Linked DNA regions of Homo sapiens: region 2 is linked to region 1. A link is a loop called in an ENCODE intact Hi-C map of the cell type or tissue named here. Cell type or tissue: adrenal gland. All regions are shown on one strand. Region 1 has its middle 81 kb from the start of PLCL2-AS1. Region 2 overlaps TBC1D5 (TBC1 domain family member 5).

Evidence for each region. Peaks named below come from ENCODE experiments on the same cell type or tissue, not always from the same donor. Only the 100,000 strongest peaks of a DNase experiment are listed, where the experiment ranks them.
Region 2: a loop joins it to region 1, with 1.9 times the contacts of the local background. A loop is called at or near these places in 1 of 110 quality-filtered maps.

Annotation. Positions count from the first base shown.
Region 1 is chr3:17,133,316-17,138,315 of GRCh38, reverse strand. No RefSeq gene overlaps it. Among named protein-coding and RNA genes, the nearest start is that of PLCL2-AS1, 81 kb to the right of the region's middle. In adrenal gland, no CTCF peak of the experiment used is centred here; DNase peaks (open chromatin) are centred at 272 and 2,025; H3K27ac peaks cover 2,606 bases.
Region 2 is chr3:17,213,093-17,218,092 of GRCh38, reverse strand. It overlaps TBC1D5 (TBC1 domain family member 5), which reads left to right. Exons shown (of 23, transcript NM_001349074.2): 19 at 3,723-3,886. Among named protein-coding and RNA genes, the nearest start is that of PLCL2-AS1, 160 kb to the right of the region's middle. In adrenal gland, no CTCF peak of the experiment used is centred here; no DNase peak of the experiment used is centred here.

The DNA of each region.
Region 1 (5,000 bases):
GAGGGACTCTTGGGGACTTACTCCAAACCTGGCGACTACAGGCAGCAGGTCTGTCCTCTGGATGGCTGGCCCCTCCCTACTCTGTTTCAAAGTCTAGGGCTTGTGGGCCTGGGCTCTGAACTTGGTCACTGGCCTGGTGGGACCTTTGGATTTGTGATTAAATTCTCCCACACTTGAAGAGGTCCGACTTGTACTGACACAGCCAACTCTTCCCCTGAGCTGGACGTGGCCCCAGGATGGTGCCATTTTTGCCTGGAGCTCCTCTGCAGGTTTTTCAGTGGCCCATGACACTGAGAACACAAAGGCAGAGGTTAAGATGGAAAGAGATTCTTTGGCAAGATGTTTGCTGCTTACTGGGTAACGGTATGCTCTCCACGTTGCCCTGCCTCCCTGCAGAAAGGCAAAGCCACGGGAAGGTTCTAGCCAATGGGCTGTGAGCAGAAGTGCTGCCTGGGACTCCTGGATAAAGCATCTATGGGTCAGCGTGCAGCCCTCCCGCTCTCTCCTTCCCAGCTGTGGTGACTAAAGCCCTGGGTTGAGAAGGAGGCAGCCTGGATTCAAGCACCTGGATTGCTGAGTCACCATGGGGCAGGAGGCTGCCCTGGGAGTCCCCAGACCCTCACTAGAGTCTGTGTTAGCAAGAAAGAAGCCAGCTCTGATTTCAAGGATAATTTGTTACTGTGGCAAGCCTGACCTAACCTGACTAACGTAAATGCCTCAGCACACAGGTGGCATCTGAAGAGTCCCATGAATGGGAGGGAGAACACAGACTGGAGGAGGCAGAGTTGTCTCCGAGTTCTAGCCAGCCCTAGGGGCGTGTGGAGGGCAAAGACGATGTCATCTCCACTTTACACCTGGGGAAACTAAGGCTCAAGGGGGATGAGTCATTTTCCTAAGATTGTACAGTGAGTGTTGGTGCCAGGTCTTCTCACTCAACCCTGGCCTTTTCTGTTTTGCTGTGACAGCTAAAGGGAAGGCTTTGCCAGGTGGCTGTGACTTGAGATGTCACTTTGCAGGAGGGCAGGATCATCTAGTGAGTTACCGAGGAGGAAGGGGAGAGAGGTGAGGAAGTACCTCCTTTGGGCTTGTCCTCACCTCTGCCCCATCAACCTTCCCCAGCATATCCTCCCAGACTCCTGACAGGTGCAGGCCCTTCGCTCTCAGGCTGCTGGGCAGTAGTATGTAGGACCTTGGGTTGGGGAGGGAAGGCATCACCTACCATTGACTGAGGGCTTACTGTGAGGACTCTATATGGGTCAACTCATTTAATTCTCACAACAATCCAATGATCTCCATCACAAATAGAAAATCTGTGACACAGCAAAGTAATTTGTCCATGGTCCAACAGCTAGAGCCAGGATTCCAACAACCGGGGCAATGTAGTCCCAGAGACCTCTCAACATGCTGTGATTCTGCTTCCAGGTATTGGGGAAAATAGAGATGGTGGAGACACAGAGAAATAGACAAACACACAGCCTCACACACACACAGAGCACAGCACTGTTGTAGCCACTCAAGTGGACTCTCCTGGCAGGGATACCCACCAAGCCCTCCTGGGCTGTCAGGGTGTGGCATGCTCCAGCCACCAGACAATTGGTGGACAGCACAGAGTAGGGCAGGAGCAGGGCAGGCCTGCCACAGCATGCGACGGACGTGGAGCCCACGTCAGTTCTTGCTCCTTCCATTCTAGGAACCTTCTGCTTCAGCTGAGCACAGGCATTTTTACAGGAGCCCTTGCCTCAGAACCACCCCATGACCTCCTGGTCAGAAAAGTCCCATCTGTCTCCAAAATACCCCACACAGTGGGCCACAGTCCCGCATGACTGGCCTCCCTGCATCCCTGCACGAAAACTAGGCCACCGTGTCCTTCAGACCATAATGGGAGGCCCTGCGGAGAGCTCCATCAATCACATCACAGGAGAGATAAAGCCTGGCCAGCTGGAAAATTGGGATAAGTACAGCAGCAGAGCCATTCCTCAGCCAGAAGGTTTCTCCCTCCACAGCCTGGGTGCGGGAATGAGAGACCAGTATGTGGCTGTTCTCATGCTCGCAGGCATTATGAAGAGGGTGCTTTGTGTCCCTCACATGCCACCCGTGCTCAATGATCTAAGACCTCCCTCCCCTCCTGCTCCCTAGGTCTACACCATTTGGGGTCAAAGCTGTGCAGCAGGCTCTGGAAGGCACATCCCAGGACCTCTCCCTCCCCTGGTCCCTAATTAATGGCTTCTACAAAACCTCTCAAGTTGGTATTCAACAAATACTGCACCCCTTCTGCTCTGTCTCCAAAGTTTCACACAGTTAGGGGATGTCTTTGAGCCCACAGGGCAGATGGCAATGTTGCCATAAATCTGTGCTCCATCACAGAACCCACCCCCAAGGCAATTTAACCCATGAACTCTCACTCCCCATGCTGGGCAGAGCCTTGTGCTAGGTGCTTTGACTTCATGACTCATTTAATCCTCCCAGCAGTGTTGTGCAGTGGGACATTAGTTAGGACTGAGTTCAGCTGTTAAGTGACAGGCCTCTCTCAGATAACAGTAGCTGCTGGAACCAGTGCCTCTCAGATTTTATTTTGTACACAAGTCACTTGCAGATCTTGTTAAAATGCAGATTCTGATTCAGCAGGTCTGGGGTGGGGGTCAATATTCTGCATTTCTAACAAATTCCCAGATCATACCAATGTGGCTGATCAAGCATCAGAGGCTTAAATTAGATAGTGATCAATTTCCCTGACAGGCGAATGATATCCAAAGGGGAGAGCCATAGGCTGGTATGTGGTTTGATTGTGTCCTTTTCCTCATCCTTTCTCAATATCTATTGTCTTCCTCATAGTACAAGATGGCTGCCCAAGAACCAGCCATCACATCCATATTTTAGCCAGTAGGAAGAAGGAATAGTTGAAGAAATTCAGGCTTGCTCCTTTGGAACACTCCTTAGAAGTTGCGTATGACATTTCTATTTATATCTCATTGTCTAGAACTTAGTCACATATCTCAAGGAAGCCTGGGAAATGTTTGCATTATCCCAGACAATTATGTATGCAGCTAAAAATTGGTGATGGTAGTGGATGGGCTATTATAATACAAAGGAGGACAGGAAGAATGGATATTAGTGACAGGTATTCTCACCTCCATCTTACACATGAGAAAACTGAAGGACAAGGAGCCTAAGAATTTTGACTGAGGAGTAAATGAGTTAATGTATACGCACATGATAACCACTAGTTGATACTTTTCATCCCTGAGCCTGTTTGTAGTGTTATGGATACCTCAAGATGATGTAGCAATGTGCCTGGCACAAAGCAGACACCCCATTGATGTCCTCTTGTCTCGGTATTACCACAAAGGCAGGCCTAAAGACCTCCTGGGTTTGAAATGCCTGGAGAGTTAGGTGCCAAGGACCTCGTCCAGGAGTGTGCCAGAGCCAGGGAAGCCAGATTCCTGTAAGTGAGTTCTCTACCTCCCTCAGCCATAACCAGGCATCTTTAAACCATCTGCACTTGTATAGAGCATGAGTTGAAAATATCTCAAAGCCTGTGCAGGGGCATTTGGAAGGTGTGATATGGCCGCCAAGTAAGGAATGCTTTTCTACCGCTAAGTTACTTGACAAATCCAGAAATACAGGCTTTGGGGATCACCCACATAGCTTCTTGAAACTAAATTTTAAGTGAAAGTTACGAAGGCAGAGACTGGCTAGAAGTTCATGAGTCTACTTCCTCTTCCTGGGCAAGCTGACTGCATTCCCTGGCCCCCTTGCAGGTGACGGTTGCCATGGATGGAAAGGGAGTGGAGGAAAGTGAGCCCCTTCTGGCCCTGGGCGTGAAGGCTGTTCTCTTGCTCTTGGCTTTTCAGCTGACAAATGGAGAGGAGGAAGGGGAGTACTCCACGGAGGCCCTGAGGGTCCATGGCACCAGGCAGCATGCCCTGTGGGTGCCCGCTGGTGTGCCTTTGGGATCCCTTTCCTGGACTCACCGCTTCTTACTCCAAGAAACGTAACCTCCAGCCTGGGAGCTTTCATCGGCAGCAGGGTCGGGCTCCAGCTGCCTGTGGCATGGGCCAGAGTGCTGGGGAGTGCAAGCCCCTCAGCCAGTGGTGAATAAATACCCCCACTCCCACTGCCCTCGAGTGGGATGACTCTGACATGTGTCCTACACAGCGGCCCAGGTCCCCAGCAGGAAGGAGCTCCAAGTGCCCACAGCGATGACAGCTCATGAACACTTCCTCCATCTGCTTCTTTTCCCTGTTTCACTTTCCCACTCTCCTAATGGGGCTTCCTGGGGTCACTCAGGATCTGCTCCTGGGCAGATGCAATCCAAGTCCCAGCACAAGTCTCTTCACATGTCGTGAAAAGCTGTCTACTGAACGCAACAGGACTGTGACAGGAGTGAGAAGTAAACCTTTGAGCATGCTCAGCAAGCTTTTCCTGAAAAGGACCCAAGAGTTAACACTTGAGGCTTGGCGGTCCGCAGTCACTTGGCGGTCATTGGTCTTCCAACCAGTGAACTCTGCTGTCAGCGCAAAAGCAGCCAGAAACAGCACATAAATGAGTGGGTGTGGCTATGCCCCAGAGAAAGATCCTTCACAAAAACCAGGCAACGGGCCGGATCTGGCGTGTGGGCTGCAGTTTGCTGACCCCTGCTTTAGAGCCTGAAGCCACTCAGATTTTGTACTTACTGTTATTGTAGCTAGTATTAATTACTCTGATTCTTGGGATCCAATCCTCTCAGAGAAGGTGGTAGAATAAATTTTGCCTTTCCCAACTATACACACAAATGAGCTGGGGTTTTCTCTGTATTACAGTGATTAAATCTTCCTTTAAAATAAAGTTGAGTTAAAAGGTGAGCTAAGGTGACCCACTTAAAATTTAAAAGTACATTAGTAATGGTTTGGAGAGAGGAAAGGTGGCAAAAATCCTGAAGCCAGTAGGATGCCAGCTATGGACTGAGTTGTGTCCACTCAAAATTCATAGCTGAAGCCCTAATCTCCAAGGTGACGGTATTT
Region 2 (5,000 bases), 80 kb before region 1:
GTTCTGGGAAAACTAGATATCCACATGCAAAAGAATGAACTTGAGCTACTTCTTCACGCTGTATACAAAAATTAACTCAAAATAAGTCATAGAATTAAATGCAGGAGTTATAACACCCTTAGAAGAAAACTTGAGTAAATCTTCATGACCTCAGGTTAGGCAGTAGTTTCTTAGATATGACACTATGAGCACAAGCAACAAAAGAAAAAATAGGTAGATGAGACTTCATCCAATTAAGCAGTTTTGGGCTTCCAAGGACACCATTAAGAAAGTGAAAAGATATACACAGAACAGAAGAATTTTTTGCAAGTCATGTTTGATAAGGAACTTGCACCCAGAACATATGAAGAGCACTTACAACTCAAAAAGGAAAATACCCCAACTTTTTAAATGGGCAAAAGATTTGAATAAACATTTCTCTGAAGAAGATGAGTGTCTAATAAGCACCTGAAAAGATGCTAAGCATCATGAGCCATTGGAAAATTGCAAATCAAAATCACAATGAAATACCATCTCACACCCACTAGGATGGCTGAAATAAAAAGATAGCTCATAGTAAGTGTTGACAAGCATGTGGAGAAATTGGAACCGTTATACAATACTGATGGAAATGTAAAATGGTGTAGTCACTTTTGAAAACTGGCAGTTTCTCGAAATGTTAAATGCAGAGTTGCCATATTGACCCACCAGTTCCACTTCTAGATATCTACGTGAGACAAAGGGAAACAATATGTCCACATAAAAACTTAAACAGGAATGTTCATAGCAGCATTATTCATAATAGCCAAAAATGTGTATAAGCTAAATGTTCATCAGCTGATGAGTATATAAACTAAATGTGGTACCCATACAATGGAATATTATTTGGCAACTAAAAGGAATGAAGTGCTAATACATGCTATAACATAGATGAACTTTTAAGCACTGTCCCAAGAGAAAGAAGCCAGTCACAGAAGACCACATATAGTATCACTCCATCTACATGACATGTCTAGAAAAGGCAAATTCATAGAGCCAGAAGTAGATTGTGATTGCAGGGACTATGGGAAGAGGGGGTATACTGGAAATAACTGCTAATGGCCATGAGTTTTCTTTTCTCAGTGATTAAGTTGTTCTAAAATAGATAGTTTTGATGGTCATGCATCTCTGTAAGTGTACTGTAAAAAACACTGAATTATATTCTTTTAAAAGGTGAAAGTTATGACATGAATTATATCTCAAAGTGTTGTTTTCACAGTTAATCTGTTTATAATGAAAGTGTATTCACATATAAGTGGGGTAATTTTAAAAAAAGAAAATAATAGGTGGTTCCTGAGATCTTTTTCGGTTCTAATATTCTAGGACCCCGTGTTATTGAGATTATTACCGTGAAAAAGTATCCCTGGGAAGTTAAGGCCTAGAGTCCTGGTGGTGGGTGGGAAACATGGAGGGAGAGAAGGGAAGAAATAAAGGCCTAGGTGGAATTTTCATAGTCTAGGCCCTTATAAGCATAGGATACTTCTAGGCCTTGGGGCCTGTTCTCTACTCTTTCCTAACCTCAGGGGTCCTTCAAGGCTCAGCTCCAATATCATGCATTACAGGTTGGATTCTTCAGGAAGCAGACCCTGATAGAAGTACAGAAAGTTTATTGGGGGAATAACACAGGTGAAAGGAAAAGAGGAGGAATCAGAGTTGGGCAGAGGGATGGGGGCAGACCATGATACAGATCTAACAAGTCTCTGCCAGTTCAAAGGGGAACTCTGCAGGCAAGATTTCCTATTAAAGGAGTCCTGTATTGACTGGAAATGGGTAGACCATTTATTCCCAATCACGAGCTGGGAACCACCCTGAGAAGAGCATGATGTTAGTTCAAAACCTGAGGCAGATCCTGAACAATCTAATAGCTAAAGGCTATCAGCTAACCATCTTCCTTGAAGTCACAAATATTTCCTTAAAGAGGGATGTATCAGCCCTCCAAATCTGCCACACTTCTTCTGAAATGTGGCTTGACTCTCTCCTTCTATCCAAGGGAGAGGTAATAGCTCTCTCCTAAGAAATATAACATTCTGGTTAGCATTCTTGGTTTATCATTTACCTCCTTACCCCTAGGTTCTGCACTCTGGGAGGACAGAAACTTAATCTGAATCCCTGATATTTAATGCAGAGGAAGCGTCAGTGTAATAAAATTGTCTTGAGATCAGGGACAATCAGGGACTCCCAGGTACTGGGAGTAGATAATTACTATTCTAACTATATTGTAACAACTTTGACCCAAGATTGGAGAATGTTAGTCTATAAAGTATCTCTTATTATCTACTTGATTTTCTTCCTACTTCTGGCTGCTGCTTCTCAGTCAGCTTTGCTGCTTTCTTGTGATATCTCTGACTTTTAAATTGTAACGTTTCCAAGGGGCCAATCTGTGGTCCTAAATCCTTTTTCTCTCTATCCCTTCTCCATTGATAACCTCATGTTTAAATACAGTCTCTATGGTACTGACTTCCAAATGTATATCTCTAGCTCACATCTCTCCCCTAAAATCCAGACTCATTTCCCACTGCTTATGTGGCATCTCTATTTGGATATCTGACTAGGCACCATAGACTCAGCAGGTCTAAAACTAAACTGCTGATTTATTCCTAAAACCTGCTTCCCTTCACTCTTCCCCACCTCAGTAAATAGCCGCTCCATCATTCTTCTTGCTTAGGCCAAAAATTGGAAGTTGAGCTTGACTCTTCTCTTTCTCTCATACTCATAATGGGTTCATCCGTAAATCCAGTCAGTTTTGTCCAAAATGTGACCACCTCTCACCACCAAGTCATGATCATTCTGAGTACTTACATTTTTGCGTTAGCAAAAATTGGTTCCTCTGCTTTTGCCTTTGTTCCCCCTGACTCACCCCCACTTGACCATCTCTGATTCTGTTCTCAATACAACAGCCAGAGCAATCCTTTTAAAATGTAAGTCAAATCATGTCACTCCTCTCCTCAAACCCTCTAGTGACATCCCATAGCTTCCCTTCTCAGAGTAAAACTAATCAAAATCATCTACAAATCCCTACCTGTTCTGATCCCCCTGCTTGCTCTCAAACCTCATCTCTCACCCTTCTCCTCCTTGCTCTTAGCTCTAACCATACCGGTCACTTTGTGATCTCCTTGAACACCGAAGATCCTGCATTAGGGCCTTAGCACTTGCTGTTCTTGCATATTTGCTGCAAAGCGGGTACTTCACCTTCTTCAGGTTTTTGCTAAAATGTTAATGTTCCTGAATTTTCAGTGACACTTTCCCTTACCAGAGGGAAGAGGAGAGATGCTTTTTTGAAAAACTTTGGCCAAAGATTTGGATTTTTTAATCTTGCTAATGTAAAGTGCAGTATAATAGATTCTGGTTTCTGTAATTAAGGGATTATTCCATTAGTGAAGAAACACCCAGTCATTTAACCATTGTTTACTGAAACTTTGATTTTTTTTTTTTTTTAGTTCTTTTTATATGTGTGCAATGCTTGGATAATCATAGTATAAAAAACATAGAAAACTATAGTGGTAGATACCTTCACTGTTTTTTTGAAAACCAGTGGCTATTCTGATACATAAAAATGCATGCATTTTAATACTCCATAGTGTCATTATGTTGATAGTATCAACCTAGTGGCATCATAATTGATCATCATTTATTAAAAACAGTAGATCGAATAGCTTAGTGAAAGAGTCTGGTGTTTCATTATTGCTACTTAATTTTTCTTACAGGGCTAAGTTCTAAAAACATCAGTTCATCTCCAAGCGTTGAGAGTTTGCCTGGAGGAAGAGAATTCACTGGCTCTCCACCTTCATCTGCTACTAAAAAAGATTCCTTTTTTAGCAACATCTCACGTTCTCGCTCACACAGCAAAACTATGGGCAGAAAAGAATCTGTAAGTATTTAAGGACAGTTTTCTCTTCGTTCTTCATTTTCTTCTCTAGAGTGCTGCATTTATGAAAGCTCTGTTAGTGCCCAGTTTTATAAAGCTCTTAAAACTTTTATGGACTAAAAGGAATTATTTTATCAAAAGTATTTTATTATTTTACTTTAGTAATATTTTAAGGCTGTAGCCTATATTACACTGGAAAAAAAAAAAAGTAGCATCATTTTAAAATAAGTTGAATCTTTCCCAAATCCCAGTCCTTTTTTTCTCTACAAATGCCTTTTTGTCAAAGCCTGTGTTTTCTTATAAAATTTAACAGATAAATGATGGAACTTGAAACAAACCAAGGTGTTTTTTCCATTTTAAATATTTCTTGAAAATTAAAAATAATTGATTTACCATTTAAAAAGCTATACAAACTACATTTAAATTCTATTTTGATACGCTGTAAAATTCTTTTTTTTTTTTTTTTTTTTTTTTTTGAGACAGAGTCTTAATCTTGGCTCACTGCAGCCTCCACCTCCTGGGTTTAAGCGATTCTCATGCCTCAGCCTCCTGAGAAGCTGGGATTACAGGTGTGTGCCACCATGCCTGGCTAATTTGTGAATTTTTATTAGAGATGGGGTTTTGCCATATTGGCCAGGCTGCTCTGGAACTCTTGGGCTCAAGTGATCTGCCCGCCTTGGCCTTCCAAAATGCTGGGATTACAGACATGAGCCACTGCCTCCAGCCTGTAAAATTCTTTATATACATTTCTCAAAAGGATATAGCTAAGGCATATCCACTGCTTTAAAAACTTGGTTGTGTCTGAAATTATTATAAGCCAACTTCACGTTTAACCACATTTTATAACAGCCATGCATAGCTTAACAACAATGATACATTCAGAGGAATGTGTTGTTACGCAATTTCATCATAGTGCAAACATCATAGAGTGTACTTATACAAACTACATGGTACCGCCTACTACACATCTAAGCTGTATGGTATAGTCTGTTACTCCTAGGCTACAAACCTGTATAGCATGGTGCTGTACTGAATACTGCAGGCAATTATAACACAATGTTAAGTATTTTTGTATCTAAACATATAAAAGGTACAGAAAAATATAAGGTAAGGTATA